Linked DNA regions of Mus musculus: all the other regions are linked to region 2. A link is a loop called in an ENCODE intact Hi-C map of the cell type or tissue named here. Cell type or tissue: left cerebral cortex. All regions are shown on one strand. Region 1 holds the start of Golga1 (golgi autoantigen, golgin subfamily a, 1). Region 2 holds the start of Scai (suppressor of cancer cell invasion). Region 3 overlaps Scai (suppressor of cancer cell invasion). Region 4 overlaps Scai (suppressor of cancer cell invasion). Region 5 overlaps Scai (suppressor of cancer cell invasion).

The links. Hi-C counts contacts between places; a loop is a spot of excess contacts. Peaks named below come from ENCODE experiments on the same cell type or tissue, not always from the same donor. Only the 100,000 strongest peaks of a DNase experiment are listed, where the experiment ranks them.
Region 1: it touches region 2 in a loop (4-fold over the local background); 14 of 42 quality-filtered maps call a loop at or near these places.
Region 3: it touches region 2 in a loop (2.6-fold over the local background); 2 of 42 quality-filtered maps call a loop at or near these places.
Region 4: it touches region 2 in a loop (2.0-fold over the local background); 3 of 42 quality-filtered maps call a loop at or near these places.
Region 5: it touches region 2 in a loop (2.8-fold over the local background); 3 of 42 quality-filtered maps call a loop at or near these places.

What each region holds. Positions count from the first base shown.
Region 1 is chr2:39,062,846-39,067,845 of GRCm38, forward strand. Golga1 (golgi autoantigen, golgin subfamily a, 1) reads right to left here and starts at 2,696. Exons shown (of 23, transcript NM_029793.2): 1 at 2,536-2,696; 2 at 1,830-1,878; 3 at 397-659. The coding sequence starts at 531. It overlaps Scai (suppressor of cancer cell invasion), which reads right to left. Exons shown (of 18, transcript NM_178778.3): 18 at 3,369-5,000. In left cerebral cortex, no CTCF peak of the experiment used is centred here; a DNase peak (open chromatin) is centred at 2,713; H3K4me3 peaks cover 1,818 bases; H3K27ac peaks cover 1,306 bases.
Region 2 is chr2:39,188,298-39,193,297 of GRCm38, forward strand. It overlaps Scai (suppressor of cancer cell invasion), which reads right to left and starts at 2,433. Exons shown (of 18, transcript NM_178778.3): 1 at 2,293-2,433; 2 at 1,692-1,736. The coding sequence starts at 2,345. In left cerebral cortex, a CTCF peak has its summit at 2,637 (motif pointing right); DNase peaks (open chromatin) are centred at 2,574 and 3,733; H3K4me3 peaks cover 2,558 bases; H3K27ac peaks cover 1,396 bases.
Region 3 is chr2:39,095,532-39,100,531 of GRCm38, forward strand. Scai (suppressor of cancer cell invasion) reads right to left here. Exons shown (of 18, transcript NM_178778.3): 13 at 3,845-3,944. All of the region lies in intron 2 of Gm30067 (a long non-coding RNA gene), which reads left to right. Among named protein-coding and RNA genes, the nearest start is that of Gm30067, 18 kb to the left of the region's middle. In left cerebral cortex, CTCF peaks have their summits at 2,123 (motif pointing right) and 2,672 (motif pointing right); no DNase peak of the experiment used is centred here.
Region 4 is chr2:39,138,322-39,143,321 of GRCm38, forward strand. The region is part of intron 2 of Scai (suppressor of cancer cell invasion); the gene reads right to left. Among named protein-coding and RNA genes, the nearest start is that of Scai, 50 kb to the right of the region's middle. In left cerebral cortex, no CTCF peak of the experiment used is centred here; DNase peaks (open chromatin) are centred at 2,445, 2,739, 2,941 and 4,250; H3K27ac peaks cover 3,397 bases.
Region 5 is chr2:39,127,295-39,132,294 of GRCm38, forward strand. All of the region lies in intron 3 of Scai (suppressor of cancer cell invasion), which reads right to left. Among named protein-coding and RNA genes, the nearest start is that of Gm30067, 50 kb to the left of the region's middle. In left cerebral cortex, no CTCF peak of the experiment used is centred here; a DNase peak (open chromatin) is centred at 2,830; H3K27ac peaks cover 194 bases.

The sequences.
Region 1 (5,000 bases), 130 kb before region 2:
TCAGTCTATGTAAATGTACAAGTTATATAAACGGAAAAACAAAGTACATAAGGGGAAAAATGGATAAAAAATAACAAAGCAAAGGCTAGTAAGAATGAAAGATGAGCAGGGCAGTGGTGGTGCATGCCTTCAATCTCAGCACTTGGGAGGCAGAGGCAGGTGGATTTCTGAGTTCGAGGCCAACCTGGTCTACAGAGTGAGTTCCAGGACAGCCAGAGCTACACAGAGTAAAAAAAAAAAAATAATGAAAGATGAGAGATGCAGAGTTTTCTACATCTATAAACTAGAAAAAGCACAAAAGAATCTAAAAACTTTTACTGGAAAGATTTCTTGTAGGGGTACTTAGGAAACATATACTGACTCTATCAAACATTCAAAGAACGAGAAGACACTTACAAAATCATCTCCAGAGTCAGCTCCCATGGAGGCCACAGACTCCTTGCTCACAGAGCGTGGGATCCTTGTTGTGCCGCCTGGTCTCTGAGCAACAGCAGTCTCTTCTGCAATTTTCTTCTTTAGTTTTGCAAACATTTTTGCTGTGTGGATATCTTTCAGGGTTAACTAACCCCTAGACTTCTCAGTGAATGAAATTCATTCACACCTCCAGGCTAGCTGCATCCCACTTAAATGTGGGCCAAAGAATTTTGGCAACACAAGATCTATAAATCAGAAGAAAGAGATAGCTCCAAGTTAAATAGCTGTCAGATTCAGGCTTCAAAAGTGGTTTCATAATAAGCACACACACACACACACACACACACACACACACACACACACACACACGAACATAATTATTAAACATTTAGAAACACTCAGGTGCTTCACTTACATGTATGAATAAGGGCATCTGGTCTGAAGGAGGCAGAATAACCTGCCAGGACTGTATGGCTAAGTATATAGGGCTAGTGTCTGGACACAGAGCTGACTCATCAACCTCAACCTTTTGTTTTAGCAATGGCACATGTAAAAATTTCCAGGTCAACAACATGTAATTATGACTTAATGTTTCAAATCTTTCTTCTAATAATATATTTAATAAGAATTTAGTGTTTTTTTTTCCTTAAGTCAAAAGATACAAAATATGCAACTCAATCTCTGGTTTTTAATCAGGTGCTTCCTCCTAGGAGGGAAAAGTTACAACATAGAAAAAAGTGACCAAGAACCCAGACTAACTATAGTTATCAGATGCTCTTTAACTTTTCTCACCCATGTGGAAATGTCTAATTTTCTTTGTGCTTGATAATATTACATCTAGCCACAATTTCTTCCCATATGATAGTTAACATGAGATTCAAAATTTCTTTCCTTCAATGGTATATAAAACATTACTGGGCCAGGTATGGTGGTGCAGAGGCAAAAGGATCTCTGTGAGTTCAAGGCAAGTCTAGTCTACACAGCCCCAGGTCAGCCAGGGAAGGCTGCATAGTGAGATCTTGTCTCAAAAACAAAACAGGCCGGGTGGTGGTGGCTCACGACTTTAATCCCAGCCCTTGGGAGGCAGAGGCAGGCGGATTTCTGAGTTCGAGGCCAGCCTGGTTTACAGAGAGAGTTCGAAGACAGCAGCCAGGGCTACACAGAGAAACCCTGTCTCGAAAAACCAAAACAACAACAACAACAACAACAACAACAACAAAAAACCAAACAAAAACCAAAACAAAACAAAATAAAGCAAACTCCTACTGTTCTGTTTCAACCTTATCTTTTCACGTCTGTGCAGGATACACTCTGTTGTAAGATGACAGATGACGCCTTACCACTTCAGGTTAGCCATTAAGCCTATGAAATCCTTCAAAACTTTACCCCCAATATCTGTAAACCACTGTACTCACCTGTCTTATCTACTATATTTAAAAGAGTATGGAGGTCAAAGTCACTGCCCTGTGTAAAAACAAAGATAAAATAGGTTGGATATTTCAAGTGCCGGATGAAAACGTTCAGCGGGAGAGGGACAAAAGAAGGGGGGGGGGGCAGGGCTGAATAAGTGGGCAAATACACCTGGCCACTATTGTACTACTGTCAGTGAGACGCTCCTCAGTCCCAGTGGGCAGCCTAAGAATTTCCACCTTTAAGCAGAAAGAATTTCTTCTAGCACTGGTGCCAACACTCATGTCTCCCTAGGAGTTCTGAGCAAAACATCTCGAATTAGTTGCCGGCTTCCCAGTGACAATATTTAGTTTTCAGCCGATTCTCACAGCTGGTCAGGCTTGTGGTCTGGTCCCTGAGCCCTTACTCGCACTAAGTTGCTAGAACGACAGCAAAGTTCTGACAGATGGTTACGGTTCAGAGGTGCAGGTCACCGCGTTTTGGATCCCACTCCCTCTGGCTCGCTCTGGAGGCGCAGCCCTACTAGGGCTGTCAACCAAGGGAGGGGCTCAACCTCTGTTTGACAGTAGGGAGACTGCGCCCCTGAAAAGAGTGGCGGCTTGGCTTAGGTCGCGCAGGGCAGCTCCAGACCCCCAGGCCAAGGGGGCAGCCTTCGCCCCGAGTCCCCTGGCACCGTCCCCAGCCCTGGGTTGGGGTCCATTGTGTCCCCACCTCGCGGTAGAGCGCCGGAGGCCATGGGAGAGAGGGAGGCCTACTTGCGTCCAGGGACTCCAGTAGTGCACTTGCTGTGTGGGAGCAGCCACGCCTCCGCGGACTCTCGAGGGCGCTTGGCCCCCACCTCAGGCCGACGAGCCGAGCACCGACCCGGAACCGCACGTTTGCCGCGCGCCGGAAGTGGCAGCGCGTCGGCTTGGTTCTCAGCGCGCGCATGCGCCCGTGTGCGATTCAGCGGCGCGCAAGCGGGGGTGCTTGTGCCGTTGGGCTGAAACGGCTACCGGGCGCGGGCACCTCTACCTGTGTTGGCCGGCCACTGACACGTCAGCGAGAGGCACCGCAATCTGGCCGCCCTGGATCGGCACCTTCCCTTCTGAAGAGGGAGGAGCCCCGTGGCGTGCGGTACCCCAGGGCCAGCTTTGGGGCTACAGGAAAGTCTATGCTCAAAAAAACGACACCGGGCACCTCTCAATCCGAGTTGCTGTCGATCATGTTTCATACAACTGAAAGAAGTTTCTAGAACCTTTTATCCTAGTTCTGCCCAAGTAAGATTTTCGTATTTCTCAAGTTTCAAGCTACGCATTGTACATTATAGCAACTTCAGTCCTGCCCTAGAAGCAACCCCAGCCTGTTTTGTTGATTCCATCTATTCCAGTTTCCTCTTGTCCCAGTTGTAGCAACCAGTTAGGGAGAAAACAAATACTTTATAAACAGTAATCTCAATCTACAAAATAGTTATACGCGTTAATCTGTAACTCAAGACAGCTAAAGCGCCTAAGATTTACCCCAAACAAGGAAACAACTGTCAATACTAAAGAAATACACAAAACTTTAAGCAAATAATGTTTATTTTTATATTGATGATACACTTAATATATACGTGATTCAAGATACAAAATTCATTTACAAGAGTTCACACTAGATGAATGTATACACATTCCTAGAGAATATTTATCAATGCAAAATTCTTTATTACACTGACCACAAAAAACAAAAAAAACCCCACAGATATTCTGTAATCTTGTTATTTAACAAACATCAAAACAACGTTTTATTTTCCATCCTAGTATTTATGTGCCCTCAAAGTGACAGGCACTGTGTAACAGTTAAGAATATTGGAACGCCTATGGAATCTGCTCTGTAGAATCACAGTGTTTACTCTGAAATTCATGTAGTGAAGAAGTGAAAGGCTCTAATTGTTTATGACAAATCACATACACAAGAGTTAAGTGATCAACTCAAGAAAATAAATGTTCAAGAACTTGACAATTCCTAAGGTCTATAAAATGTTTACTGTAACAGACAAAACCAGAAAATGACTGTTGGAAAAGAACAAAAGCAAATTAAAATCCTTAAGAGAATGTATGGTTTAAGCAATTTAGAAACACCACAGACAAGACTTTTACAAATGTTCAAGTCAAATGATACAATAGAATTTTCCCCTTAGTCACTGTGGTAAAGTCTCTTCAAAATTGACCAGTAACACATAAAATTTGTGAATCTAAACAATCTACTGCATATCAGAGCTGACTGACAGGTTTATTTGAAAGTATTAACTCACAATACCCAAATTTTAATACAAATGAACAAGACTGTCTCATACAGGATAATAGTGATGTGTGAACAACTAGATAGGCAATCAGCTTTATTTGTACGACAGAGAGCACTTGAATAAGGATTGTTACATGAGAACTGTTGTGCTTCAATCTGTTGAGAGCTAATAAATATAACTCTATAATCCCTACAGGGTTACAATTCTATAACATTTCAGTTACAGACAAGCACATTTAAAAAAAAAGTGTTTCACACTATTAGAAAGTCAAGTATAGTTTCTGCTATTTCAACAAGTGCATTTCTGCCTAACATAGTGTAGACAACAGATTCACCATTAGTTTCAGGGTAAAAGAAGATCAACAGAACTTTTTAAAAAAAAAACCACCCAAAACCCTTGATTTAATTAACTTTTAGTGATACTTTGAATAAAGCTAATTGACACTAAGTCTTAAAATGGAAACTGCTCAGAAAATAACAAAGTTCTCTTAAATTAGTTATACTAATCTTTACAGCAAAGTAAAAATATATGACTTCTAACTACTTCATCTGATTCAGTGACAAATGCAACTACTACTTATATTGGTGCTACAAAATGAGGGTAACTTTTTTGGGGAAATTCCTTCTCTTGTAATCTCTATAAGCATTTCCTACTCTGTAAGACCTTCCTGCCTCAATTTTAAGAATCCTACAACATACAGGACTCGAGCTGAAGAGCAAGGCTTATAAAAAAAAAGTTTGGAAAACTAGCGATTATAGTCTATGCGGTAAAAAGAGTATTTCTATGCAACTACAAATGGCCACATAAATCAAGTTCTAAATTACTGTGTTGAACAACACAATGTAATTTAACGATATAATAACTCTTAAAAAACAAACCCATTCCTTAGGAAACGGTAACAGAACTTATA
Region 2 (5,000 bases):
TTAGTAATAACAAAAATTACTTAATTTGGGCCAGCAAAACAACTTAGTGGATAAAGACACTTGCTGCCATGTCTGACAACCCAAGTTCAATCCCTGAGACCCACATGATGAAAGAACTGACTCCTGCAAACTGTCCCTGCCTTCCATGCTTGTGCATACATGCACACACACATACGTGCGAGCAAACACACACATACACACTAAATAAACATAAAAATTTAAGTTTATTTACTCTAATACATCTTGTTATCCTACCAGGAAATCATTAAAATTTAGAGTGAGACCCTCACACTCATATTTTTGTGCTGATTGTTGTAAATTATTCTCTAACCTCCACATGCAATGTCCACACTACATGTACATACAAAATGAGAAATGTAAAAACTTTTTAAAAAATTACACTGAAAATTGAAAGTACTGAGGTAGACAGGCAGATAGATCCAGGGACTTACTGGCTGACTAGCAGCCAGCTTAGCCAAAAGGTGAGCCTCAGGTCTCAGTGACAGGGCCAGCCTCAATGAAAGGGCCAGCTTCAGTGACAGGGCCAGCCTCAGTGACAGGCCCTGCCTCCAGACACAAGAGTAGACTGCTTCACATCGACATGCATGTATGTGCATTCGCCTGCACACACATGCAGACACCACACACACACACGCATGAATACACATGCACGCACGCACACACACTCACACTCACCTGCACACAAAAACACATACTGATCTACAAAAAATTCAGTTCCTCAGGTGTGCTAGCCAACCTTGTGGGTGTGCAGTAGCGCTACGTTGAGTCTGGGAGTAGACATGCAGGCCTAAAAAGTGGCAAAGCTATTTGGCAACTGCCCACTCCCACCACTGGCATTTGTATCTATGATTGAGTTTATCTGTATATTAACGTCCAAAGTATTAGTTATGAGAATGGTGCTACGGGCTGCAACCTCATTACTGTAGCTTACTCTCTCAATTCCAATGTAGGTAAAGAAAGGAAATCTTCAAATAATTAAATAAAATTGTGATGTAGTACCTAACAAATGAAATACACTAAAACATATTTGTGGGATGAATACTCTTCTTCATTGCCTAAGGAAAAATTCAGTTGTCTGCGGCCTATGTAAGTCCTTAGTTACTACTTTTGTATTAAGCATCTCAGTTTATTAGACTTTATAAAGAAAGAGAGAGAAAGCCAGGAGTGGGACTCTGTTCAACTGTGTATGTATTAGAAGCATTACAGTATAAAGAACATAAACTTTGCATTCAGACAACCTGGATTCAAATCCTGGTTCTATCATTTATTACATGTGTGATCTTTGTTTGCTAAGTATTGGCTACTCTATGGTTCAGTTCCCTCTTTTGCAAAACTGTCACAGAAAATAACACAGAATTTGTATACGACACTTGGCACACAGTAGCTGTTCAATGACAATCTCCGTTAGAGATGCCAAAGTTGAAATTAAGACTAAAGTCGAAAGTGGGGCTTTCTTAATGTTTCCCCATTTCCCGTATCATATACCTGCAAGGGGTTGGAGGTGGTGGTAATTTGAAGTTCTCAAAGGGAATACCTTTCCATGCTGTCGAATTTACTAAAAAAAGGACCTAAATAAGAAACTTTATCTACTCACCACGTAATTATGCAGCACAGGGGCAGCCAAGCAAACAGGAAAAACACGAAGCTAGAGAGGAAGGCATTTGCCTTACCTGCTTTTCCGTTTTCGGGGTGGTTTCTCCACTGTGCCAGACAGTCTACAGACCAAACAAATGAGACCCGTAACTAAGACAACACACCGTTTGCCTTGCCTTGCCTGTGGGGCACTTCATGTACCACCCTCGGGGGGCCACAGGCTGACCACAGGTTGGCTCTGCCTACCCGTGACCTTACAGACACCCCACAGGCAGGGCTTCCTTCCCTCCCACGACCAAGCGCCTGGGACTCACTAGTCCCCGAATGCTCTCGGTTCCCTGCCCCAAACGTTCGGCTCCCCCAACCACCCGCCAGGTCGGCCTCATTGTCTGCCCAGAGCCGCAGGCCCCCCTAGCTCCCCTCAGACACGGCCCCGCCCCTCAGACCCGGTTCCCCGCATTCCTTGGCTCCCCGGTGGGGCGCGCGCCCTCCGCTCTCGCCCAGCGCGCCCTCGCTCGCTGCCCCGAGAGCTGCTCTCCCTTGGCGCCCCCGAGATGCTGAGTGCCTGTACCCCCGCCCCTTCAGGGCTCGGCGCCTAGACACCACCGCCGCCACCCCCAGGCCCGCTCTCTGGGCCCCTCGCCCCTAGCCTCCGCCTCGCCACGTAGCCCACCCCACCTGGGGGCCAGGCGACTCCGCGGCTGCTGGGACTGCCGGGCTCCTCTGACCATCCGGCTCCTGCTCCGCCGCGGGAGATGCTCCGGCGGCCGCAGGGCTCGCTCGGGAAGCTGAAGCGGCGGAGGCTGGAGTAGGCGGAGAGACAGGAGGAGGGCCTTGCGCCCCGGCCAGGCTTGCCGCGGGGCTCGGGCCCGTCCCCTCCTCGCCTCTCCTCGGTTTCTATTGGCCACAACGGCAGGGTATCTAGAAATCCGACCGCTGATTGGGTGCTTAGGCCGTCATGTCCCGCGTGGCCCACCCCGAGGTTTGGTTGAGACTGCAGGTGGCGGCAGAGGTGCCTTAAAGACTGCTAGCAGAGCGAGAGGAGCCCTGAGCGCCTCCGTGTGCCAGAACGGGGACTTACATCTCCGGCGCCAGACACCTGCCTGCAGGTTCTCTTTGGCTGGCATCCTGCATCCCTGACACCTCCCAGACACCTGCTATTTCCTCCGCCTCCGCACTGCTCCAGAACCAAAATCAAGCGCAGCACTTTCTCCAGATATATTCAGAAGTTCGAGGGCAAAGCAGCTCTCTCTCTCATAGTCTTCTGAATCACCTCGAATGCGGCTTAATGTCACCCTTCAAAAGGGACTCGGTCTCAAATTGTAGGGATCAAGCAGTTTGGCTGCAGGAAAGATCCTAAGCTTGGATGCAAGCTTGTAAGAAAGCAGAATTTCTTTAATTACCTCGAAAAAAAAAACAACAACAACAAACAGCATTGCAAAAAGAACCAATTACAATAACCACAAGGAATGTATTCCATTTTGAAAAGCCTAAAAAGAACTGCTTCTTGTATAAGCTAGCCATTCTGTGCCATTCCAGATGATTAAAAAATCTAACCAGCTAATCATTTTTGGTATAAAATTTCACTGCATTTTTTGACAGACCTAAGCATGCAAAACATTACATGCATAAGCATGTAAATACAATTAATACTAGTAATCTTTTCTATTCTGCTCTAACAAAAAGCTATCTTTGAAAATATAGCAGATGTATATGTAATGCACCCGAAGAATTTAATTCTTAAGATCTATGCAAATCTGTCTGGCAGATTCTAAGTTCATTCCTTCCATTTGGGAGAAGGCATAAAACTTTCTCTTGGGCCATTTTCATTTTATTAGAACACATTTTGTTAAAACACACACCAACAATGTAGTGGCAGATATATGGCTCAGCAGAGTAAAAGGTGCTTGCTGTTCAAGCCTGATGTTGTGGCTTGTCCTCAAACCCAGAGGAACGCTTTCGATGACTCTCTGACCTCCACATGCACATGACACACACACCTGCACACACACAGCACACAATAGCAAATAAAATGCATGAGACGTATCTCACAAATCTCCACAAGTGGATAGTATCCCAAATATTGAGATAACTACTTTTTCACAAATGTATTTGGTGCAAGGGGTTCTCCTTTATTCCTACATGATTTATCTTGCACCCATCTTCGATGTGGAATGGCCTTTCTTTTATGAAACAATGGGATGCTGCCAAGTTATAGCGGGATTTATTTTTGCATTGCTGAGGAGCTACTCTTACTGAATTTATGAAAGGGGGAAGGAGGAGTAAAAAAAGAGGGAGAGAGAGGAGACGAAGGGGAAGAGTATGAGTCGGGTGAATGCAATGGCATTTAGGCGGCTAGAGGACAGCTCTCGGGACTTCTCTCCATCACGTGGGTCCTGGGGAACTTGATCTGTTAAGCTGTCTTGCTGGCCCACTGCTGAGGATGTAGCCTAGGACCCCCAGCATGGGCTCCTTCAGAAGTGCATTTCCAGATGTTGTCAGGATTAAAATTTTTTATGTGTATGGGTGTTTTGCCTCCATGTAGCCTGTATGCCACATGTATATCTGGTGCCCATGTAGGATTCCTGAGACTGGAGTTACAAATTGTGATTTACAGGTTGTGGTTGTTGGGAAATGAACCCCAGGTTTCTCTGGAAGAGTAGCCATCTCTCCAGCCCTGTTATGGGATCTTAAAAATAGCTTTGACTAGGGAAAATATCAAAAATTTGCTGTTCTCCCCCAAATGACATAACCCTAGGGCCACCAATCATGTCAATTTTATCCTATTTCCATTTACTTTTTCAATCCAGCAAGAAGAAATTAAGGATTTTCAGGGGGCGGAGCCCTTAAATAATCTTTCCAACATTTCCCCTAATTGGACAGTCTTCTCTGAAGCATAGACAATCTGTCAACAGAACTGCTGCTCCCAATTGTTGAGCCTTTCTATAATGAATACTTCATGTTGTGTCCAAGTTCTATTATCTCAGCTTCTGGGCTCTTATATAAACTATGCATATTCTATTACGCCAGTGCACTATTTCATGTCTCCTTCTGCATCAAACACTTCTTTTAAATCCCTTTTATTTAAAAGGCTACACTGTGGGGCTGGAGTGATGGCTTAGTGGTTAAGAGCACTTGTACTTGCAGAGGACCTGGGTTCAGTTCCTAGCACCGACATGGTGGCTCACAATCATACCTAATCCTGCATTTGATGCCCTCTTCTGAATTCTGCGAATAACATAAATGCAGGCAAAACCATTCATTCACATAGGACAAATAAATTTTTTTAAGCTATACTGTTAGCAATATTTCACTCTGGGTTCCTCCCTAAACACACTGATTTTGGTTGGGTCCTCAGTACTGGGCATTTTGTGGGTGCTATTTTT
Region 3 (5,000 bases), 93 kb before region 2:
ATCCAGCTCTCTATATCCTTAAACATTAAAAAAAAAATCAAGCTACATTTTAATATTCCAGACAAGAATATAGAGAGAATATTTTGTATATTGTATGGATGCATCACCTATCAACTAAAAAGCCTATTGACTATAGCTTAGGCAGGAAATGGAGGTAGGCCATTCTGGAGGCAGAAAGGATTCTGGGATAGAGCTAGAGGGAGGCCCAGAAGATGCGAAGAGACAAGATAGATGCATGGTTCCTGAGCACAGATAGCCAGCCACATGGCAGAATGTAGGTTAATATAAACAGGTTATCTTAAGTTATGATTCTTGTCAAAAAGAGCTTAGCTGTATGGCTAAGGTATTTGTAAATATATTTTGAGTCTGAGCCTTATTTCAGGGAGCATGGGACTGAAAGGGAGAACCAGGATCTAACTTCAACACAAGAAAGAAGGAAGTCTTTCACTCTGTTTTATATTCTTTGGACACTTTTAAGTAAACCATCTAGGCTGCCTGTTAAATATGCAGATTAGCTGGACCACAGATCAATGGACTGTAATGCCCAAGTTCAGGAACATGTACTCAAAAGCCTCTGCTAAGGATTACAGTTTTTGGCACGTACACTCTTTCTCATCACATCAAAGCAGACAATGTGTACATTTGTATCAGTATTAATGTAAATGTACATAACAAAACAAAACTGGGGGGCTGGAGAGATGGCTCAGGGGTTAAGAGTGCTGACTGCTCTTCCGAAGGTCCTGAGTTCAAATCCCAGCAACCACACGGTGGCTCACAACCACCCATAATGAGATCTGATGCCCTCTTCTGGTGTATCTGAAGACAGCTATAGTAATAAATAAGTTTAAAAAAAAAATGCAATGTAAAGTCCTTTAAAAAAAACACAAAAAACAAAACTGATATCTTACTGGTTAGTGAGTATCATCCAACCTCAATATAGTTCATAATAGTTTTTGGCTTTAACTGAAATATGAAAATTATATATAATTTATATGTTATCACACTAAATTAATGAAATATCTGTTTCATATTTGGCTCAAAGTAGTTTTTAGCAAATTAAAAAAAAAAACACCATGATGGCTATCTTAGCTGTCATTTTGATTATACATCTGGAATGAACTAAAACCCAAATGGCTGGGCACACCTATGATGGACTCTTAATTAGACAACTTGAAGTGGAAGGAATCACTTCTAACTTCATCTTTGAGGTGGGAAGACCCACCTTTAATCTGGGTTACATCTGCTGGGAGCCTAAATAAGGACATAGAAGAAGGAAGTTCTCTTTCTTTGCCTGCTTGTTCTTGCTAGCAAGTCCATTCCTTCACTGACATTAGAGCCCATTTCTTTGCTATTCTACTGTATTCTGAGACATCCAGCCTGTGGACTGAATCACTACTCAATTTTTAGACTTTCAATTGCCAGAAAACCACAGTTGGACCAGCTGGACTACAGCCTGTAAGACAGTCTAATAAATCTGCCCCCATACACAGATTCATTCTGTAAGTTCCATTGCTCAAGAGAATGGATACTAAAGTTATAGTTAACAGTTTCTATCTTTTTATGATTTAATTGTTGATTACATGTTTAGGTGTATGTTCACATGAGTGCAGGTGCCCATGGATGCCAGAAGCAGATGTCAGATCCTCTGGAGAGGTAGGGAGTTGTGAGCCATTTGGCAGGTGCTGGAAACCAAACTGGTTTCCTCTGGGAGAGCAGTATGCACTCTGAATCACTGGGCCATTTTTCTAGCCCCCCTCTAGCTTTTGTTGCCCACCTTTCAATTATCTGTAACCCCTAGTCTCTAACAATGACCTTTCATACCTCTGAGCTAGATATTTTAAATTTCTACATGTAAGTGAAACTATGCAATATTTATTCACATTTCTATATATAGCAATATTTCATTTTCTTTGCACCTAATCTCCCTTTTAAAATATATCTTTAAAAATTATGTGTGTGTGTACATGTAAGTGCTAACTGAGGTCCACAGAGGCCAAAGGCATTACTAGGTCCCCCCTTGAGCTGGTGTTAAAGAGGCTGTAAACTACCCAGCACTGGACCTTTCTAAAAGCAGTATGTACTCTTAATGCTTTTTTTTTAAAAAAAGATTTATTTATTATTTATATGTAAGTACACTGTAGCTGTCTTCAGACACACCAGTAGAGGGCGTCAGATGTCATTACAGATGGTTGTAAGCTACCATGTGGTTGCTGGGATTTGAACTCAGGACCTTCTTAAGAACAGTCAGTGCTCTTAACCTCTGAGCCATCTTTCTAGCCCCCGTACTCATAATTCTTGAGCTATCTCTTTAGCCCCAATCTTCTTCATTTTATTTGCTTGTTTTTTCTTTTTCTTTCTTTCTTTCTTTCTTTCTTTCTTTCTTTCTTTCTTTCTTTCTTTCTTTCTTTTTTTTTTTTTTTTTGTGGTGTTGTTTTATTTTGTTGTCGTTGGTTTTTTTGAGACAGGGTTTTTCTACATAGCTCTGGCTGGCCTAGAACTCACTATGTAGAGCAGGCTGGCCTAGAACTCATAGAGATGTACCTGCTTCTGCCTCTGGAGTGCTGGAATTAAAGGTATGTGCCATCTTTATATATTTATGTTGTGTATGTATGTGGCATGAATACATGTGAGTGCAGTTCCCAAGGAGTCCAGAAGAGGGTGTTGGATCCCCTGAAGATGAGTTACAGGTAGCTGTGCTCTGCTAAACATAGGTGCTAGGAACTGAACTCAGATCTAGAAGAGCAGCAAGAACTCTTACTGGCTGAGCCATCTTTCAAGCCCAACACTCACTTTTCTGATGCTTTAACTGCTGAGCTACCTTCCAGCTATATATTTCAAATATAAATATGTATTAATTTAATCATCTCTTCACTCATTTGGAGACATGAATGACTTTGCTATGAAGCCCAGACTGTCTTGTACTTCTAATTGCTAGGATCACAGGCATATGGCATTATACTTGGTGTACTTTAAACCTGCTTACCTACTATCCATCCATCCATCCATCCATCCATCCATCCATCCATCCATCCACCATCCATCATGTGTAACACCCACCCTCCCCACCCCCAATAATTTAGAGGTCAGAAAACAGCTTGTGGAGATTCAGTTCTCCTTCTACACTGTAGGTGTATGGGACTGAACTCAGGTCATCAGTCTTGGTGGCAAGTGCAATCCCCTGCTGAGCCATCTGGCTGGCCCTTATTTTTAACTTTTGGATGAAAACCCATACTGTTTTCCTTAATAACTGTACCAATCAAATTATATTCTTCCAAAAGTTTTTAAGGTCTCTCTGCTCACATCCTCAACAATATTTGTGTTTTACAACAACAACCCTAACAGATGCTAAGTAATAACTTCTCATGGTTTTAATTTGCATGTCTCAGATGATTAGCGATGCTGTGCATGTATTTTTATATATTTTATATTTTCTAAATAATTTTCTAAATAAAATTTTATTTTCTAAACAAGTAATTTAAAACTAAGGTGAGTAACAGTATCACATTTGGCTTGGGAACCTTTTAACTATGACATGAATAATTTGAAACATACACAGGCCTAATCTCCCTTCTCTGCTTTTCAGTATGAAAAGTCCAGATTTAATACAAAGTATTATTATATAAGCTCACTGCTAATGAAAATCAGACTTTTGTCTTTCAACTAGAGGAATTCTAAAGATTGCTCTATGCTAGAAAAAGTACAAGCTTTCACACAAGAACACAAATAAGTGCTATCAACAGTAGTCTAAGGGAGCCTGTGTAGTAGGAAATTAAGTTCCCATTTCTCTTTAATATTTTAAGAGAATTTTGATCCCTAGAATGAAAACAGACACTAGAATACATACCAGTGCATTTCCTTGTGAGACTGATTTCGCTTGTGGATAGCATCTCCATTGATAATGTCCCGGTTACTATTAGTAAGTACACCTCCAAAGTCATAAGGACCTAAAAGAACAGAGGGAAGAAACCTAGAATTCAATTGGAGGGTAACACCAAGTGATCTGATGCCCAGGTTCAAGAGCATCAGTGAATCTCCCTTTGACAGAATCACAGAGTATTCTCTTTAAATTTAACATTATACTATAATGAAATATTAGATGATCTCAGCACATTGCCTTCAACGTTTAAAAAAACACTAAATTGTTTACTAGCTTTTCAAATATAATATATTGAGAAACAAAATAAGAATCTATAGCCAGGCATGGAGGCACATGCCTTTAATTCCAGCACTCAGGAGGCAGAGGCAGGTAGATCTCTGAGTTAGAGGCCAGCCTGGTCTACACCGTGAACTCCAGAATAGCCAGGGTTACACGGAAAGACTCTGTCTCAAAAAATTCCACTAAACAAAAAACACGAAACAAATAAACAGACAAAACCTCCAGCAACAACAACAAAAACAATAATCTATAGCATCCCATTAATTTGGGTGGTAAAAAAGGGATGGAGACCTGGATGTTTAAAATAACATTTATAGGACATTTGAGAGGAGTCATGGTGCGGACACAGTATTGGTGGTGTAGCCAGAAGCCAGAGGCCTCAAACCAGACCAATGACTCCTTGTGACAAATACTTACAAGTAAAGCTGCATGGGCAAAGGGGCACACTGTGTGACAGACTGACACACCACAGTTTCCAGGTGCATACTGTGTGACACACCACAGCTTCCAGGGGCATACTGTGTGACAGACTGTGACACACCACAGCTTCTGGGGGCATACTGTGTGACAGACTGTGACACACCACAGCTTCCAGGGGCATACTGTGTGACAGACTGTGACACACCACAGCTTCCAGGGGCATACTGTGTGACACACTGTGACACACTAGAGCTTCCAGGGGCATGCTGTGTGACAGACTGTGACACATCACAGCTTCCAGGGAAAGAGTTTTGTTTTGTTTTGGGGGAGAGGTTGCAAGGGTAGAGGGCAGATACAGAGGACGGGAAAATGAGTGGGACTGGGGTACATCATGTGAAATTCACAAAGAATCAATAAAAAGTTA
Region 4 (5,000 bases), 50 kb before region 2:
TATATGAAGTAAATTTAAAGTAAACTCACAGAAACAGGAAAACTCTGGGGAATTATGGACAGAGTAGGTAATTTCTTACAATTAAGAATGTCCTAAAGGATAGGGATGTGGCTCAGGCATTAGCATGGTTGTCTAGCACACATGAAACCCGGGATTCATTCTTAGTACCATGGAAACTAAGCAAGATGGTGTTTGTCTGGAATTCAAGGTCATCCATAGTATGTTTGAAGTCAGCTTAAACACATAAGGCCCTGTCTCTGAGAAAATGAAGCAAAGCACTCATAAAGGATTAATTAAAAAACTATAGAAAATCCATACTTTCCGGCAAAATGCTATTATTGCTACCATGAGATTGTGGGTGTTGTTACCACAAACATCTCTGATACAATTTTTTTTTTCTAAGTCAGGACCTCATTATATGATCTCCTGCCACAGCCTCTTAAGTGATGGGATCCAGTTGTACTATGACTATAAAATAGTTCTTGCCAGGCATTGGTGGTGCATGCCTTTAATCTTAGCACTCTGGAGGCACAGGCAGGCAGATCACTGTGAGCTGGAGGCCAGCTTGGCCTACAGAGAGAGTTCCAGGATAGCCAGGACTTCACAGAGAAACCCTGTCTTGAAAAACCTTAAACCACCCTCCCCCCAAAAAGGAAAGAAAAAAAAAAAAAAAAAACCTAAGTACTTAAACTGTTGAGGTCTGTTCTCCACCCCTTCCCATAGGCACTTTGTTTTTTGCCTGCCAGCTATTTCATATTGTTGTAATTTGCCTGCCAGTCATTGACACAGAAAAAAAATTTGACTCATAGCAAGGTCATGCTGATCACTTATGTTGTTATGTTCTGAGGGTTGTTAATCTTAAGAAATTCCACAAAGCTTTACATAGGATCCATCAAATTAAAGGTCAATATGCACTGTTATATCTAAAATGGCTTGAGTCAAGAGCTGGCACTGAGAAATGTTCATAGCAGTGGCTCAGCCTCTGAGTTCTGAGCTATGACCCTGATTGATTAGTTTCAGGATGTGAGTTCAATAAACTATCCCTGTTTGACTGTTTTGTGGGGCGGCTGTTGGACCCCAACAAAATAAATAACACTAAGAAGGTGGAGAGGCCAAACATGGTGTTCATAATTTTAACCCTAGCATGTAGGAGGTAGAGACAGACAGATAGGTTCAGGCCGGCCATAGCTACATAATGGAAACCTTGTCTCAAACAAGCAATAAAGTGAAAAGGCAAGCCATCAAGAAAATGAAGATTTTGTAATATGTGTATCTGACAAAGAACATGTAAGTAAAATAAGTGAAAACCCTGTAAAATTAGTAAGATTTTTACAAAAGAACCAAAAAATTGTTTTTTCCAGAAAGATCTCTTAGGGAGGGATGTTAGCAACACTTTACTGTACTTTTAAATTTTTATTCAAGGACATGTGTGTATACATTGATATCAGTCTGAGTGTTATGCCATGTGTGTGCAGTGCCTATGGGGGTGTCAGACCCCTGGAACTAGAGTTATGGGTAGTTCTGAGTGCTAGACATAGGTGCTAGGAACTAAACAGGAACTCTGGAAGAGCAAGTGCTCTTTATTGCTGAGTTACCTCTATAAACCCAACAGTGTATCTCTTAAGCTGGCATTAACACTGCCAAATTTTGTTAAGTTATAGAGTTACTATTTGTCTACTTTTTTGACTAGCATTTTTGTTCTTTTGAGAAACCAGTTCACTATATATCTCTGGCTGGCCTCTAATTTAGAGATCTGCCTGCCTCTGCCTCCTTAAAGGTGTCTACCCACCCCCCCTCTCACCCAACCCCTGGAGCTTTCAGTCTTTTATTTCCTTAAATTATGTTTTTAAAAAGGTGGGGGCAGAGGTGGTAAAAGCCTTCCTCAGCCCTCAGGAGGCAGAGGAAGGTAGATCTCTGAGTTTGAGACAACCTGGTCTACAGAGCAAGTTCTAGGATAGCCAAGGCTACACAGAAAAAACCTGTCTCAAAAAACAAAAACAAAAACAAAACAAAACAAAACAAAAACCCTAAACTAAACAAAATAATAAAAAATGATGTTGAGAAAATACCTAAGAGAATGGATAAAGCAGGTTCCATAGTTAGTATGGAAGTATGTGGTTACCCAAATCACATGTATAGACGGGAAAGCAAAGAGCCCAAAAGGCATTAACTGTTATGGGTTTATCTCCCAAAAAAGATATATTCAAGTCCTAATCTCTGGTCTCTATGAATGTCTATAAGTAAGACTTTTAGGTACAAAGATATAAATGCAAAGAAATACTGTAGTACAGTGGGTTCTTCATCCAATGTGACTGCTGTCCTCATAAGAGACAGCCACACAGAGACGAGACAGCCATGAGAAGTCATGGGGAACAGAGGCATAGACTGGAATTATGCAATTGCTCACCATGGAATGCCAAGGACACTAGCACCTGCCAGAATTTTGGGAGAGTGAAGAACAGCTTCTCCCTCTGAGGTCTTTAGAGGACTCAACTCTGTAACACTTTCATTTTGTAACATTTCATCTGGCTCAACTCTGAAAGCTTAAATTCCTCTGATCTTTCTCATCTTAGCTCTAATTTGTATTTCTTTGACAACTAATATTCACTGACCTCTTTTTTGTTCCAGCAAGCCTAACGGGTTCACAGACACAGAGTTCTAACACGAGCTGTGAAGAGGGAGGACAAGCGAAACTGCAGCAAGCAGGACAGCTGTTCCACGCCTCAGCCCACTACATACAGGAGAACTGGTAGATTACTGACCTACACTGCTTACACTTTCCTTTCACAAGAAGTCTTTCAATAAAGCAACAAGAAAACTGCTATTTCTCGGAACTGGAGAACTCATTCAGCAGTTAGTAGTGATATTATTTTTCCAAAAGACCCATGTTTAATTCCTAGCACCTTTGCTGGGTGGCTCACAACCATATGAAACTCCATCTCTAAGGAGATGCAACGCCTCAGCAGGCACCTGCAGTCATGTGCACAAAGCCCCACACAGACACACATACTTAAAATAAATCTTCTAAAAGAGATTACTTCTAAAAGTAAAACTTGCTACTCTTGATTGAATTCTGAGTAAGGAGTTGGAACATGAAAGTCTGAAGAGAATATGGATAAAATGAAGTGTCTTATAGAGAATGCCCAGGACACAGCATGGGGAGCAGCAGTGGACAGAGACAACTGAGTACTCCTGCCCTGACACTTAGCAGTGATGTGATTAAGCAAAAAGAATTAGCTGCCACTTTCAGTCCATCACAAATAGGTAATTTCTTCCTGCGCAGCAACCTCAGAAGACTGTGGAAGAGACCAGGTAGAAAAGAAGGCTTGAAAGGCTACAGAATAGGTGTCACCACCATTGCTACACTGCAGTTAGCAACACTTCAAAACAAGGCTGCTCCCCTGATTAGACTCAAAGGGAAACAGGCTGACAAAAATATGTAACTGTCGAGGGGTGGGGGTAGGGGGGTGGGGGCAGCTCCTGGAGAGATGGCTCAGCAGTTAAGAGCACTTGATAGCTCTTCCAGAGGTCCTGAGTTCAATTCCCAGCAACCACATGGTGGCTCACTACCATTTGTAATGAGATCAGATACCCTCTTATGGTGTGTCTGAAGAGAACTACAATGTACTCACACACATAAAATAAATAAATAAATCCTTAAAAATTATGTAAGTGTACACTCAATGAAATATAAGTACATTGAAAGTTTCATTTTGAAAAAAAAGTAAAATTTATGGAAATTATGTGCTTAAAAAGATCCTGTATTCTTAAGGCTACTTTTTTGGGTTTTGTTTAAAGAAACATGAAAAAGGGGATTGTAATCATGTGTTTTACCAACTAAAAATGTAATACGTAGTTCTCCTTGGTGAAGGCCATGCCCATGCTATAGGTGTCTCCTTCTTGAGCTCTTTTCTCTTAACTCTAGTGATTAAAATCATACTCAACATCTCTGAATGAGCTCTAATTCTGCTTTGAAAAAGAAATTTAATATTAGTAATATATATTTTATGATACCAGTAGACAATAAGATGAATTAATGGATATAAAACTTGCTCTATAAACTATTATATATTCCAAAATTGTTAGTTATAAAATTGTCTCAGTTTGCCTACAAAATAGAACACAAATTGAAAAATACTACATACAAAAAACTTTAGAGTCAAGTGTGCATGTCTCTGGGAGTTGTGCTGACTCACTTGCCATGTGGAGCATGAGAGGAAGAAAAAGCTGCTCTCGGTGCAGATGGTGTTCTTATGGATCAACGACAGATCCCCAGAAGCAGCTTCCTAACAGTGGGAAGCAGTTTCAAGCACCAAGAAAAGCATGAAATTACCATAGAGTATGTATAAAGCATTTCTAAAAGAAGCGTGTTTATGGCTTAATCCTGAATATTATTAAAGTTAAACTAAGCCAGGCAATGTGAGCACACACCCATAAGCAGAGGGTTCATAGGAGAGGCAAGGAGGAAGAGTTTAAGGCAGGCCTCAGCTACATAATGAATTTGGAGTGTGCCTAGGTTACATGAGACCCTGTCTCTAAACCCCCAGACCAAGGACTAGAGAGACACTAAATTAAGAGAATACATTGTTCTTCCCCCTGAGGTCTATGACACCTGCATACACTGAGAGAAGAGTGTTGTGTACATGGTACCTTACATCTGTTTGGAACTGACCAGGAAAAAAAAAAACCCTAAAAATACTGCCATCTACATGTGACAAATTTGCTTTTCTGTATTGCCAGGTTTCATCTGCAAAAAGCTGGAAACAAAACAGTTAAGGAAAGAAGGAACAATTCCTCAAAACAGAAAGGCGAGCTGCTGAAAGCAGTTACAGCACTTTCACTTTTCACATTCCACTGTATGAGTATGAAACACTGTTTTCATTAATCTATTAATTTAGTTCTGTGACTAATATGAACAATGCTGCTATGAAATTTGTGCATTAGTTTTTCTAGATGTACACATGTTCACTTCTCTTGGCTATATACTCCTTAGATGTGCT
Region 5 (5,000 bases), 61 kb before region 2:
TGATGAACCTCTGAACCTGTAAGCCAGCCCCAATTAAATGTTGTCCTTATAAGAGTTGCCTTGATCATGGTGTCTGTTCACAGCAATGGAAACTTAACTAAGATATAAATCTACCTTCTTCACTTACTTGAATGAGCTATGATCACTACTGCCCACTCTTCAGCCCTCCTCATACCAGTCTTGTGTGGTATGACACTGTTCCTAAAATCCTGATCACTTACAAATCTTCTGTTTTTACAATGTTTTCCACTGGCTTCTCATTTACTTTAAAACCTTAGTGTCTCATCTCATGTGTGAGAATTGTGGCCAGTACACTAGGACTCAAATTCAACCACCTTCTAACTCCTAATTCAATATTCTCTTTTTTTAGCATTTAAGATAGCAATCTAGATTTCTTTTATCCCCTTAGTACTGAGATTATATGCAGGCATTACACATACTAGGCAAATAGTCTACCACTGATCTCTATCTACGACTCTAGATTTTCTTACATTGACAAGAATCATAGCATTTTGTTCTTGAAGCAGAGGGAGCTTTAAGAAGGTATTTTAAGCCAGGTGGTGGTTCATGCCTTTAATTCCAGCACTTGGAAGGCAGAGACAGGTAGATCTCTGAGTTCAAGTCTAGTCTGGTTTCCAGAGGGAGTTCCAGGGAAGCCAGAGCCACACAGAGAAACCTTGTCTTGAAAAACAAAACAGAACAAAACAAAACAGCCCATGCTCTGTACTCAGCTGGACACGTTAAGATCTAAGAAGATCTGTCTTATCTGACCTTGGAGAATTAAAAATAACTGATGAGTGAGTAGGGGAGCAGGGTGGGGGGAGGGTATAGGGGACTTTTGGGATAGCATTTGAAATGTAATTGAAGAAATGAAGAAAATATCTAATAAAAAAATAACTGATGAGAACAGACCAATCTGCTCTACTATTTAATATGACATTTAAATTGCTAGATTTTGCAAGAAGCTTTGAATTTACTCAGAATCTTCCCAAAACAGAATGAATAACAAAAGAACAAATTAAAAAAAAATCCACAGAAAACATTTTTCATTGACATTAACTTTGGGTCCCCAAACAGTAGATTTGTGTCCTGAGATCTGAGCATAAAGAAAAAGCCCAGGGTTCTCACCTAATGATGCTTTTCAAGGACACACATGAGAGAACATAGTCCTCAGAGTAAGTCAACCCTGCCTACGTCCCAAGCTTGGATTCGCAGCCTCTATTAATCGGGAGATAATACATACCCACTGCGTGAGCATCCAGCCTACTGTACTTTGCTCTGGCAACCCTCAAAAAGAATATAACAAATGACAAAAAACCCTGACAATTTCCAAAATGCAGGTGGTTGGTGACAAATTGCCAACAGCCAAATGCCTGTATGCTGTCAGTCTCTATAGAGATGTGAGAAACCAAAAGGAGACACATGATGGACCATCAAAGACGTGGACCCAGAACAGCCAATACTGATTAACCAGGGAGCACTGTGAGGATAGAAGCCTAAACTGTGTACAGTTTGGCCTTAGCCATGAGCCACAAAGTCACACAGAAGGAGTCCTAGAAAAGAGAATTTCAAGTCTCATCTGAATTAAGATGCAAGCAAGTATAAAACAGTCACTGAACCCAAGGATATGAAAAGGAATACAAATATCTTGGTAAGTTCTACACAGATAATATGCTAAAACAGAACTATTGACACACTGAATCAAATAACACGTTTATTAATGTTTCTTTTTACTTTAAAGAGGGTAGTTGGAATATACAATTACATTTGAAGCTCACATTTTCTTTATTAGCCCCTTTTTCATCATCATCATCATTATTATTATTATTATTATTATTATTATTTATTTTTCTGCTGATCTTATTGTGTGGTCCTAGCTAGCCTGGAATTTGTGGTGATCTTCCCTGCCTCTGCCTCCCAGGTGCTGAGATTACCTCTTTGCCCATGTCCAGCTCACATTAAATTTCTATGTCACTGCTTTTCTAGACCATGAACCCAAGATGCCCAATGCAGTGCTTGTCTATGCCAAATGCATACTTGACTCTGGGAAGTGGTATAAGCCACATGAACTGAGAACATGAAGCACACGCATGCACAGATGGTATTGCTTCTGTAATAACTACTAATTTGCAGAACTGGACTCTGGGAGAATATTAAGAAAGAGGAGCTTGAGCTGGGTGGTGGTGGCCCACGCCTTTAATCCCAGCACTTGGGAGGCAGAGGCAGGCAGATTTCTGAGTTTGAGGCCAGCCTGGGCTACAAAGTGAGTTCCAGGACAGCCAGGGCTATACAGAGAAACCCTGTCTTGAAAATAAAAAAAAAAAATAAAAAAAAAATAAAAAAATAAAAAGAAAGAAAGAGGAGCTTGGCGGTGGTGGCTCCTATCTTTAATTCCAGTACTGGGGAGGTAGAGGCAGGTGGATCTCTGAGTTTAAGGCCAGCCTGGTCTACAGAGTGAGTTCTAGGACAGATAGGGCTACACAGAGAAACCCTGTCTTGAAAAGAAAAAATAAAAGAAAGGAAGGAAGGAAAGAAAGAAAGAAGAAAGAGGATAGAGAAAAGGGACAACTGGAACAAACTCTTCATTTCTCAGCTCTCTCTCTCTCTCTCTCTCTCTCTCTCTCTCTCTCTCTCTCTCTCCTCCATCCTACTCCAAGGCTTGCTTCAGCTTTATCTATTTACCCCTATAGAGTACATAGCTAGGGATGCAGAGGCCTCTGCTTTTCCAAGATACCACTATCACTTGGAGACACAGCTGCCTCTCAAGCTTAGTTCTAAAACTGCTGCCTGGAATAATCCCACCAACTATTAGAGTCTACTTCCAGTTTTAGTTGCCATGGCAACCAGAACCTGGCACGCACTTGAGTTTTTGATCATTTTCTGAACGTATTCAAACCTTTTTAAAAACATTATTCTCACTCCATGACTACTATACCTACACATTAGCACTATCATAAGCAAATCACCATTCACTTTACCAATTTCTTATTCTCTGGAGTGTTTTCTTACACAGAATGGAAAGAAGAGCTAATTACTATGCATATATTCCAAACAGGAAATTTCTATCCAGAAAAACATTCTGTTAAGATAATTACAGCTGGAGAAACAAAAGGCTCTGACAACTCAAATGAACATCCCAATATATGATGGAAAGAAAAAACTCCTTAAGACTTACCATACAGGCCTCAAATAAAACGCAAAACCTTGAAGCCTTTCATGCATTAACAGGTACTCTGCTTCTTCTTCTTTTTTTTTTTTTTTTTTTTTTGAGACAGGGTTTCTTTGTGTAGCCAAACTCAGAAACCCACCTGCCTCTGCCTCCTGAGTGCTGGGATCAAAGGCGTGCGCAGTACTCTGCTTCTAAAAGATTAAAAACTCCCATAACAGAGAGTACCAGGGAGTTTCTGTATCTTTATTCTGAGTTCAGGTCACATGAATATGTTTGTCTGTACTACTCAGCTATTAAAAACAATGAATTTATGAAATTCTTGGGCAAATGGATGTATCTGGAGGATATCATCCTAAGTGAGGTAACCCAATCACTTGATATGCACTCACTGATAAGTGGACATTAGCCCAGAAACTTAGAATACCCAAGATACACTTTGCAAAACACAAGAAAATCAAGAAGAAGGAAGACCAATGGGTGGATACTTCATTCCTCCTTAGAATAGGGAACAAAATACCTATGGTAGGAGTTACAGAGACAAAGTTTGGAGCTAAGATGAAAGGATGGATCATCCAGAGACTACCCCACCCGGGGGTCCATCCCATAATCAGCCACCAAATGCAGACACTATTGCACATGCCAGCAAGATTTTGATGAAAGGACCCTGATATAGCTGTCTCGTGTGAGGCTATGCCAGTGCCTGGCAAATATAGAAGTGGATGCTCACAGTCATCTATTGGATGGAACACAGGGCCCCCAATGGAGGAGCTAGAGAAAGTACCCAAGGAGCTGAAGGGGTCTGCAACCGGATAGGTGGAACAACAATATGAACTAACCAGTACCCCCAGAGCTCGTATCTGTAGCTGCATATGTATCAGAAGATGGCCTAGTCGGCCATCAGTGGAAAGAAAGGCCCATTGGTCGTGCAAACTTTATATGCCTCAATACAGGGGGAATGCCAGGGCCAAGAAGTGGGTGTGGGTGGGTAGGGGAGCAGGGCATGGGGAGGGTACAGGGAACTTTTGGGATAGCATTTGAAATGTAAATAAAGAAAATATCTAATTAACAAAAAGAAAAAAGAAAAACATACTTAGGCTGGAAAGATGGCTCAGCATTTAAGAGCATAAAGTGCTCTTGTAGAGGCCCTGACCTCCTTGCCTAGCACCCATATTGGGTAACTTATACCTGCCTATAAGTCCAGTTCCAGGGGAATCCTGTATTTCTGGCCTCCTAGGACATCTGAACTTGCATTCACAAATCCACACATATATACAGAGTTAAAAATAAAATATTAAAAAATCTTTAATTTGAATCTAAAACTACACTGCAGTTGTGGTTATTGTTCAGTGGTGCAGCAAATAAGCACTATGCATGAAGGGCTGTAGTGCATTTCCAGCACTGTGCCACCCCAAACCCCTCCCCTCAGAGAAACACGAAAAGCTCTCTTCACCAACTCAAGAAAGAGAAAACAAAAAGAAACCTAGCAAAGATGAGCAGCATCTCATCTAGCAAAGATGAGTGGAAGGATCATTTGGGGAGGCCGGAGTCAGGAGATGACAGCACTGCACCTAGGTGCCGCTTGCCTGTTCCCTCAGCTGGGTACTGGTTCCAACCACCAGTAGATTTCATGTGCTCTGTGAGCACTGTGATTTTGTTTTCCATTTAAACCAACATAAATCTAGGAAGGAAACAATCAAAAAACTCCCTAAAGACAGCAAGGTGCCCCAGTGGATACAAGTGTTTGCCGCACAAACCAGGCAGTCTGAGTTTGACTCCCAGAACCCACAGGAGGCTTACATGGCAGCCTACAACCATCTGTCACTCTAGTTCC